Linked DNA regions of Homo sapiens: region 1 is linked to region 2. Evidence: chromatin contacts called from ENCODE Hi-C or POLR2A ChIA-PET data. All regions are on one chromosome and are shown on one strand. Each heading gives the region's core, a stretch centred on a gene start or an enhancer-like site at or near the end of the contact. The rest is flanking DNA. Distances are from core to core; before and after follow the strand shown. Region 1 holds the start of DCUN1D1 (defective in cullin neddylation 1 domain containing 1). Region 2 holds the start of KLHL6 (kelch like family member 6).

The links. A loop is a pair of places that touch in the nucleus more often than their neighbours do. ChIA-PET counts read pairs that join two places held with the same protein, here RNA polymerase II (POLR2A). Pooled maps may share reads with other maps.
Region 1: a map of GM12878 shows a loop between it and region 2 (3-fold over the local background). The contact joins the promoter of DCUN1D1 here to the promoter of KLHL6 in region 2. A Hi-C loop is called at or near these places in 1 of 168 maps with a recorded cell type or tissue (GM12878) and 5 of 50 pooled maps. POLR2A ChIA-PET finds 5 or more read pairs at or near these places in 3 of 52 experiments (A549, GM12878 and T-cell).

The regions. Positions count from the first base shown.
Region 1 is chr3:182,976,861-182,982,393 of GRCh38, forward strand. It overlaps DCUN1D1 (defective in cullin neddylation 1 domain containing 1), which reads right to left and starts at 3,678. Exons shown (of 7, transcript NM_020640.4): 1 at 3,627-3,678. The coding sequence starts at 3,629. It overlaps LOC105374246 (a long non-coding RNA gene), which reads left to right and starts at 3,947. Exons shown (of 2, transcript XR_924771.2): 1 at 3,947-4,627. RefSeq lists silencers at 3,347-3,466, 3,527-3,966.
Region 2 is chr3:183,552,980-183,558,414 of GRCh38, forward strand. KLHL6 (kelch like family member 6) reads right to left here and starts at 2,727. Exons shown (of 7, transcript NM_130446.4): 1 at 2,382-2,727. The coding sequence starts at 2,674.

The DNA of each region.
Region 1 (5,533 bases), core at 2,428-4,927, 580 kb before region 2:
TCCTTTATTTGTAGACATGCAAAGAATGTGCAACAAGTTATGAAAAGACAACCTTGAATAGACCTACATGTATTTGAATTTACAAATTCTAGTATTTGTTGACAACATAATCTTAAATTTCAAAGTTCATATATATTTAAAGCCATTGAAAACATAGGCATTAACATCATTGATCACCCATTAATATGAATTTTGTTACTTAACATATTCATAAATAACATGGGGTTTCCTGTGTTTAAGTGATGGATATGATTTAATTTCAAATGTAATTTTCTGGATTTCATATGAGTTAACAGATAATACTGGGGGAAATGGTAGACCAGGAGAAAATAGTTTCAGTTCTGCAACCAACAATCCTGCAAACCTGAACCTCAAAACCTCCTTGATATTCAATTTCTTCTTGTGTAAAAATGGGGAGGAGTAATTAGATGATCTCTGAGTCTATTTCAGGTCTAAAAATTCTATGATGCTATGAGTCTAAAAATCATTAGAATCATAAAATGTCTATGCTGGATGAAACTTTAGAAATCATCAAGTCCAATCCTGCCATCTTATAAATAAAACAACCCACACGTTTTGAACACTTTTTTTTTTTTGAGACGGAGTCTCGCTCTCGCCCAGGCTGGAGTGCAATGACGCGATCTCGGCTCACTGCAACCTCCTCCTCTGGGTTCCAGTGATTCTCCCGCCTCAGCCTCCTGAGTAGCTGAGACTACAGGCCCCCACCACCACGCCTGGCTAATTTTTGTATTTTTAGTAGAGACGGGGTTTCACCGTATTGGCCAGGCTGGTCTCAAACTCTTGACCTTGTGATCCGCCCACCTTGGCCTCCCAAAGTGCTGGGATTACAGGCGTGAGCCACTGCACTCAGCCGAACACTTTTTAAAAATATGTTTCAGGCTGGCGTGGTGGCTCACGCCTGTAATCCTAGCACCTTGGGCGGCCGAGGCAGGTGGATCACCTGAAGTCAAGAGTTCGAGACCAGCCAGGTCAACATAGTGAAACCTCGTCTCTACTAAAAATACAAAAATCAGCCGGGTATGTTGGCGGGCACCTATAATCCCAGCTACTTGGGAGGCTTAGGCTGGAGAATCGCTTGAACCCAGGAGGCACGGGTTGCAGTGAGCCAAGATTGCACCACTGCACTCCAGCCTGGGCAACAGAGCAAAAACTCCATCTCAAAAAAAAAAAAACAACAACAACAAAAAACAAGTTCCAAAGTAACAGAATATTATCTAATTTTGGAGTCGTTTTTAGTCTGTGTGTGGGGGGAGGGAGGAAGTTAACAGAACTTTTTTACTTATACAAAGTATTTCAAATATCCCATCATTTAAGTTTGCTCTAGAACTGACAATAACATGTGCTCTGGAAATGGGCTGCAGCTACAGACACCAAAAAACTCACAGCCCCGAAACTGCATAAAGAAACAAATATATGTAAGATAACTTTATAATGAAACAACTTCTTAACTATAAAATTCTTACTGCCTAACTTCGATTAGGGCCAGTGGTGAGTCTCTTTCCTTTCTTATTATTTTTTTTAAGAGACAAGGTCTGTTAGCCAGGCTGGAGTGGTGCAGTGGCAGGGCTCACAGCAGCCTCAACCTCCCAGCTCAAGTAATCCTCCCACCTCATCCTCTGGAGTAGGGGCAACCACAGGCTAGCACCAGCATGCTTGGCTATTTTTTTTCCTTGGGATGGAGTCTCACTACTATGTTGCGCAGGCTGGTCTCAAACTCCTAGGCTCTCAAGCAATCCTCCTGCTTCGGTGACCCAGGGTGCTGGGATTACAGGCATGAGCCACCGTGCCCAGCCCCTACGGTGAGTTAGCTAAACCAGAGAATATCACGACAATTCTCATGACATAAACTGAGTTCAGCCACAGGATATGTTTTAAATTAATATCTTGTCACCACTGGTAGAATTACATGGGTTATGGCTAAGTTTCAAAACTAGCTAATTTTAATATTAACCAAAAGAATAGAAGCTTACAAGCTGAACTCTCCCTACGAACCACTTGATGCCTGAATTCCTGAACAGGTGATGAGTATTTCCGGGACCCCACTGTCTAGGGGATGATGCGGATCTGGAGACCATCCTGAAGAGCACACATTTCAGCTGTGGCTGAGTGTTTCCCAGGGAATTAACGTCATTACTTCGAGCTTACTATACTTATCTAAATGCTAAGAGTCTGGAAACTTCAGGAGTAATGTCTATGACCATCTAAATACTTAAGAAACTAGAAACTGTTTAGACTGCCTGGTGGATCTCTGAACACTGTAATACTAATCTATACATTAACCTGCACTTTAAAGTTTTCTTACCAATTCAAACTGTAAATTCCTACACAACTTGCCACAGAACATAAGTGTTAAATATGTGTCAGACTAAACCATATATCCATACATGACAACAAAATACTGCCAAGCTGGAGGATGGGACTAGAAGTGTCATTCAGCAAAAATAAGACCAACTAAAAACAAAGACACTGGAGCATTCCCTTAACACAGGCGCGCACACACACCCTCCTCAAAGAGGCCTTTATGTTCCCCACGAGCAAAGGACAACAATATCATTTTTACTATTCATACAGTAACCTGCACGGAATTCAACTCACGCTCAGACTGTACAATGCCAAACAGCGCTTCTGAAACGCGAAGAGCGTCCAGCAGAGTCAGGTACTTAATTACCAAAGTAAACAACTCGACCACAAGGGTCTGCAAGCCTGGAGAGGACTTTTTCCCCCCCCCAAACAAAAAAGGAGAGTAACTTGACAAACTGTTTTAAAAAAAATCACAAATGGCCCTTAACTACTATAATAAAGCAATTACTCCTCCCACCCCCAAGCAAATAAAATAGGTGCTCGAAAGGGCGCTCGCTAGTCTGTGTTCCCTAATTTTATGAAATGAGAACAGGTTGCACTTCCGTACCCCCTCCCCCAAGCTCAGCAGTCTCCCATGTTTTCAGTAGAGAGGTAAATATAACCTCCACCAACTGGCCGGGGAAACTCTCCTTCTCCAAAAGCATGGGACGCCTCGAGAGGTGATGGAGAAAGGAAAAGGGCTGATACCCCGCCCCAAGCAAAACTGCCTGGGAGACTTGCGGGGTATTGGAGCCGGGAGCGGAGGAGGGAGAGGCGCGCCGGGAAAGTCTTTCCTTCTCCCCGGCCGGGCGGAGAGGGAAGCCCCGGCTTCGGGGCGGGGGGAGGCTACTCACCCGGAACCCCAGACCCCAGTCCCCGACCAGACACAATGGAGCCGGCAGAGGGGCAGGGGCAAGGCCGTTGCCCCCTCCCCTCCCCCCGCCCCAACGCCTCCCCCACCCGCGCCGGGCCCCGGCAAGGGGCACCGGGGCCGCTCCCCGCGCCCCAAACTCCCCGGGGCTCCCGACTAGGCCCGGCTCCGCTCCGCCTCCTCGGCTCTCGCGTAGCGGCTGCGCCCGGGCGGGAAGGGGCGAAGGAGGAAGGGAGAGGCAGGCAGGAGAGCCCCCGCCTGGGAGCGGGACGGAGGCCGCGGGCCGAGGCTCGGGGCTGCAGGGTCGCCGCGGGACGGAGGGCGGCCGGGGCGGGGGTGCGCGGCAGCGCCGGCCCCCAGCCGGCAGGGCGGGCGGGCGGCCGCAGTGCCTCACCATGTTGGTGTCCTCCAGGCCTCTCCCCTCCTCCTCCGGCTCCGCAGCGAATGGACGGCGGCGGCGGCGGCGGCTCCTCTCACGGGCTTGCCCGGCTCCCGCTCATGCGCAGTGCGGGGCGGCCCGGCGCGGCCCGAGGAGGCAGCCCCGGACCTCGGGGAGGCGGAGGGACGGAGGCAGGCGGAGGGCGCCCCGCGCGGGGCTTCCCCCGGGCGCGGGGGTCCCCCGGGGAGTGGGCGGGGGCGGGGGGCGCGGCGGGGGAGGGGCGGGCGACGCAAGCCCTCCGCGCGCCGACATCCTCCTGCCGCGCCGGGCGGTCTCTGGTGGGGGCGCCGGGGGACACCCCACCTCCGTTTCCTACGCGGTTCCTTCCGGACGACCACGGCCGGGTCTACGCAGGCTGGAAGCGGGCACGAGCGGCGGCGGATAAGTTGAGCAGCTGGGGGCGGCTGAAACGGATGGTTGAGGAGCTTCATCCATCCCAGACCTCCCCTCCCCATCAGTATCAAAAAAAGGGAGAAGATAGTGGAAACACCTCCCCCTGCCCCGTGTTTTCTTCTTTTTCCCCCCAATCTCAGTATCAGACCTACATCAGTTCCCTCGCGTGGGCATCCCAGGGGAGACCTTAGTCCCCCCCCTGCGGTGGCTGTCACTCCATTAGTGAGGACCAGGCTCTCCCCAGACCTGTCTACTGGGAGACAGTTGGGGTAACCCTATAGTGAGATGGGGTGGGGTGCACTGAGACCCAAGGCCGGGCTGCGGGAGTCCAGGTTGCCTGCCTACTGCTAGCTCTCAGTATCCCCTCAGTTCGGCCCGCCCAGGATAAGTTTCGGGAAGCAACTACACATTTTTTCACTGAGGGTCTAGTCACGCAGGGCGGACAGTCCAGGTGTGACCTGCCCTGGGCGTTAAATCAACTGAGGCTGAGGAGCACTAGGATTCTGAGCTGAGGATCAAGTGGACAAATTCGTGCTGCAAGGAGGACAGAAGACTCCTGTGGAGTAAGTGGTCCTTGCCCTTCAGAAATGTAGTATCCAGTTGGAGAGATAAGACACCTTCACACAGGAAGGAAATAAAACAGCTAAGAAAGCAAACTCACTCAGAAAGTCACATCTGAAACTGTACCAAGAGCTTACCTACGTTTCAGAACAGGACCCACCTGAGTAGACCCGTTATCACCATCATCACCAGCACAGGCATTAAACGACCAGATCAACCCTATAACTAATGAATTTGTTCTTACCAAAACAACAGAACTTCTTTGGTAACTCCCAAAGGCCTCCTAACTTCCTGGAGCTAGCCATGTACTGGGAGCGCCCAGCGCTGTACCAAGGCAGGTTTCTGGCGGCCACAAACCGTTCATCCATTCTTTCCCCCAATATTTAAAGAATGCATGTGAATGTGCCAAGCTCCTTGCTGGGCTCTGGGTAAATAGTCCTGCAAGGAGAAGCCAGATCTGCCTCATGCAGCAAGCCTGAAACTGGACTACATCCACGGAGGTTCTCCAGGAATTCACCTAGCTTTTGACCTAAAGTATTAACACCTAGGGCGTTAATGAGGAGGATTCACTGTATCTCTTACTCCAATCTGTTCTACTCCATTGAAATAATCGTTTGTGGGTTTTCCTAAGCTCTACCAAGGTACAGGCCTTAGTTATTCTAATTGACCTCTCGCCTGCGTTTGGACACTTCCTCCTTGAATTTCCTGTTCATTTTCCATGACTCCACCTTCTCCTGCATCTCCTCTTTACTCTGACCACTCTCCTTTGCTGGCTGTACTCAATTTAGGCTTTCCTGACCATTCCTGAACGTCCTTCTGTATACAGCCTGTGTCACGCTGTCACTCACATTCCCACGTCAACTACTGCCCATATCAAGAGGAATCTCAAATCTTGACTTCCAGTCCCC
Region 2 (5,435 bases), core at 1,477-3,976:
AGAGTATGTGATACAGAAGCTACAGGGCCTGGCCCACAGTAAGCGCTCCACAAACAGGAGTTGATAGGAATAGTAGCACCGGAAGAAAGAATCCTGTCTCCAGGACAGTATTCATTGTAGAAGGAAAGTCACGTTGAAAATCCCAAGAGAAGAAGCAAAAGTCACTTCTCTGAAGAGAAGAATTGAAGGAATTTCCTCTCATGACCAGGCAGTTTTGGGAGAGGCTCTGTATACACAGTCAGATGCCTTCACCCTCATGTTCTCCAGCTTCTCATTGCCGTTGCCTCCTCTGACGACCGGCAGAGACTTTCCCTAAGTATCCTGGATCAGCAGGGCTGGAAGGACCCAAGCCCAAATTCCCATTTAGGATGAGAAACCCAAGAACCAGAGAAGACCAGTGATCAACTCGAGGGCACACAGCCAGCGGGCCTGGTCCACAGCCAGGCCAACCCGCTAACAAAACTGCTTCCAGGTATGCATTTTATGATAGCAAGGGATACAAAAGGATCAACCTAAATGTGCGTCCCCAGGGCATTGAGCTAACTTGACTTCACTCACTCCTGAGAGGGGCTGCAGTCAACGTGAAAGCACGTGATCAAGGTTGGTGGAGAAAGTAATGTGTTTATATCAACCCATTTTGATGGCTGTGTTTACACTTTATATTTTACACACTTCCCATGGAATGAAGTCCCAGACCTAGTGGCAGCTTGCATTGCAGTAACAAGGATTTCCAGAACATACCCAGTCCCTGCTCCAGCAATGACCAGATATATAATGCTGAGTTTTCATTTCCTCATCTGTGAAATATCAGCCACCTTCATCATGCTGTTACAAAAATAAAATCAGATAACTATGTCTGTCTGGCACACAGCAGCCACTGCTTCCCTCAAACCCAGATATCCCCTTGTCTTATCAACACAGGAGACCTAATGAGTCCCACAGCAACCTGCTGATCCTGCTCTATGAATTACAAAGAAACGTTTCCCCCCAAGCACCTCAAAAAAAAAAAAAAGAAAGAAAGAAAACGCTTTCCATAATACTTTCATAGGTTAATCGTTTTCAATTTCCTCAGCCAGAATCAAGAGTTAAGAAGAATCTCATTAAGAAGAATTCTAAGGGTATTTCTTTTCAAGTTCCCAAATACTTTCTTCATTATCCACATTGCCCTTGCAGGCTGGTTCCCCCATGTCCATGCTGATATGGAGAACACTGGATCAGGTGTATTCACTGGGTTCCCAGCGCTATAAAATTCCTACCCCAGGGACGTGCTCATGGGAAACACTCAATAAGTCATCCTTAGCTGAATCAAGCAGAATCAGAAAAAGAATTCCAAGAAAGATATATTGAGCATCTACTTACTATATGCTAGACACTGTGTAGGACCCTTTTCACGCTCTTGTTTAATTATGACAGCCCTGAAAGGTGATCATCATTGTGCTCACCTTACAGATGATGAAACAGACATTCAGAGCACTTTGTGACTTGCCTAAAGTTTCACTGTCAAGAAGGAACCAAGTCTCCTGACTTCAGGCCTTCCCACTATGAGATCACCAGTTTATCGTAACTAGAGGCCTCTCCCATCTAAAGCATCTTTGTAACTGCTTTCCCTTTCCCCACACTGCCTACACATAAAGAAGCCCCTAATTTGTAACAAGTCATTTGACAACTCCAGAAGAGGGGCCACATCCTTTTTCTCTATGTCTGTTGATTAACAAAGACAACATTATGTTTCCAACACCAGTCAGACCAAGGGGGAAAAAAGTCCCCATGACTTCAGTAATTTTCCATCCTTTGGAACAAGGAAATATACACAAAAGGTTTACTATAGAATGTAAGCATTGCTTTTAAATGATGCCAATCTCTCTTTTAATGTGGCCTAAATCCTAAAATTTAAAGTGTGATAAGCCGGGCGCAGCGTCTCACACCTGTAATGCCAGCACTTTGGGAGGCGGAGGCGGGTGGATCACCTGAGGTCGGGAGTTCAAGACCAACCTGACCAACATGGAGAAACCCCATCTCTATTGAAAATACAAAATTATCCGGGTGTTGTGGTGCATGCCTGCAAATCCCAGCTACTCGGGAGGCTGAGGCAGGAGAATCGCTTGAACCCAGGAGGCAGAGGTTGCGGTGAACCGAGATTGCGCCATTGCACTCCAGCCTGGGCAACAAAAGCAAAACTCCGTCTCAAAAATAAATAAATAAATAAATAATAAAATAAAGTGTGATAGTGTCCTTTCTTATATTTTAAGTAGACACACAAGCCTTAATATATATGTAAACCATAAATATCATGGCCAACTGTTCAAGATTGGGCTCTCACACTAACACACCTCTTCCTTGCAACTTGCACCCAATTTGACTCTGGTCCTAGGCATGCTGACCTGAAATAGTTGCTGGCTGCGGCAAGCACCACGCGGTGGCAGGAGAATTCCTGAATGTCCACACACAAGATGACATCTGTCAGAGCGTTTTCCATTCGCAGGGTTTCCAGGCCATTCTGAAGAATTAAGGAGAGTCCCGCGTCGTCAAATTTGACCTTTTCCCCATTTAAGATCTCGACCAAGTCTCCTGTTTTCTGGGAGGGCTCATCTGTAGAAGGTGCCAGGGGCCCTTCCAAACTCTTCTCGACCACATCACCCATGGTCCAGGCGCCCCTTTGTCCTGCCATCAACATCGAGACTGAAGGAGCGCCCAAGTGTCAGGCAGGCCCCATTGCAGGAGCTGAGCGGATTTCCTGTGCAGGGCCCTCCACTTATCACCAGCTGTCACACACACATAACAGGAAGTCTCGCACTTTCTCATCCTGTTACTACAAATGCCAGCAACTTCTATTCTTCTTCTTTCTGTGAGTAATCACAGGGTTAGAAATTACTTAGAATAGGTGTGTGGGAGGGGGTTCTGGAAGAGGAGTGTCCTCTCAGAGTCCACTGTGAGTGCTGTGTGTTTATTTTGGTGCATCTCCCACCTCATATCCGTGAGCAGGAAGCCTCCGGTGGTGGCTGTTACATTTGTACTCCTAATGCTATCAATAACCCAAGTCGTCAATGAGGGGATGGACAGGAGACAGTCTATAATCCTCCTGCTTCACATTTGTACTCCTAGTGGCTCAATAACCCAAGTCGTCAGCGAGGGGATGGACAGGAGACAGTCTATGATCCTCCCACTTCCTCCTCCCAGGAGTCTGAGACCCCACAATGATCCAACAACCGTGCTTTGTAAACCATGGAAACCCCACTTATCCCTGACATTCTCATTTCTGGCGGCACTGCAGATCGTCTATCTTCATCCTCCTCCCTACCCAGGGGAAAACAACGTCATGGCAAACTTTCATGTCTTCCCCCACCAAAAAAAATGTCTATTGTTTCGAATATGCTTTGGGGGCACAGAAGAAATGGTTTCCAAAACTCCATCAACAGCATCTTCTCAGAGGATGAGTCAGGGTGGGTCTACACCGAATTGCCATAGCACGTCTCAGATTAGCCCAACATCTACTGACCGTGCATCTAACGGTGGATCCTGAAGTATTTTCATTACCTCTGCATGTCTCAGTTAAGTAGTAATAACTGTCATTATTAAAATCCCATGATATCCTGGGGAAGTTATAGGAGCGTATCAGTTAGCGTTCTCTCACGCCCAACAGTAATGCTTTACCAGGTTGCTAGGTATTTCTTAGCCCAGCAAACTTGACATCTAAAATTAACCATTACAATTACAGTCATACCCAGCATAATGATATTTCAGTCGATGATGGACTCCAGAGAGACAGAACCAAAAGGATACCTAGAGAGGCATAGCAGAGGGAAATTATTAGGGGAATTGGCTCACGTGATTATGGAGACTGAGAAGTCGCATGACAGACTGCTGAGAGCTCAGTTCAAGTCCAAAGGCCTCAGAACCAGAGAAGATGGTATAACTCTCAGTCCAAAGCCAAAGGCCTGAGAATCCAGGGGGTGGGGAGACTGGTGTAAGTCCTGAAGTCCAAAGGCAGGGGATCCTGGAGTCCTGTTGTTCAAGGCAGGAGATGACTGTATCCCAGCCTCAGGAGATAGAGACATCGACCTTTCTTCTGTTTTTGTTTTCTCTGGGCCCCTGGCTGATTGGATGGTGCCCACCCACACTGAGAGTGTATCTTCTCTACCGAGTCCACTCAGACTCACTAATCTCTCCTGGAAACAACCTCACAGACACGCCCCATGGTAATGCTTTAACAGGTTGCTAGGTATTTCTTAGCCCAGTAAACTTGACATCTAAAATTAACGGTCACAAGTACAGTCATGCCCAGCACAATGACATTTCAATCGATGATGGACTGAATATACAATTGTGGTCCCAAAAGATTATAATGGAGCATATAAAGAAACCTGACGGCCGGGCGTGGTGGCTCATGCCTGTAATCCCAGCACTTTGGGAGACCAAGGCAGGGGGATCACAAGGTCAGGAGCTCAAGACCAGCCTGAGCAACATGGTGAAACCCCCATCTCTACTAAAAATACAAAAATTAGCCAGTCGCGGTGGCGTACACCTGTAATCCCAGCTACTTGGGAGGCTGAGGAAGGAGAATCGCTTGAACCCGGGAGGTGGAGGTTGCAGTGAGCTGAGATTGTGCCATTGCACTCCAGCCTGGGCAATAAGAGCGAAACTCTGCCTCAAAAAAAAAAAAAAAGTCATGGAAAAATAATGCCATTCACAATGGTAATAAAACATATGTAAATGCCTAGCAATAACAGCAACCAGCAACATAAAGAAAACTAACAAACTTTACTAAGAGTTTCGAAAGAAAACTTAAATAAATATACCAAGTTCCTTTATGGAAAGACTAAATATTATTAAAAGGACCAATTCTTTCCGAATACATTTATAGGTTTATTTTACTCTAATAAAAATTACAAGAAAATTTGGAGTTTAGGTTTGTTTGTTTGTTTGTTTTTGAGACGGAGTCTTACTCTGTTGCCCAGGCTAGAGTACAGTGGTGCGATCTCAGCTCACTGCGACCTCCGCTTCCCAGGTTCAAGCGATTCTCCTGCCTCAGCCTCCCAAGTAGCTGGGACTACACGCATGCACCACCACACCTGGCTAATTTTTTGTATCTTTAGTGGAGACAGGGTTTTGCCATGTTGGCCAGGCTGGTCTTGAACTGCTGGGCTCAAGCGATCCACCCGTCTCGGCCTCCCAAAGTGCTGGGACTACAGGCTCACACCACCGCACCTGCCCCAAGTTTAGGTTAAATGTAAATGAACAGTATCAAGATAGGTTCAAAGCACAGTGGGACTATCTGTAAAAGGATAAACATTAAGTCTAGACTTTACAGTGGACCCAAAGTCTTTTCTCCCTGGAAACTACAAAATTGAGATAGATGTGGAATGTTGTATTCAGAAGCCCCGTATCTGAGTTGGAAATTGAGACTGCTTCCCAGTGTCAAAGTGATTTAGATCTTC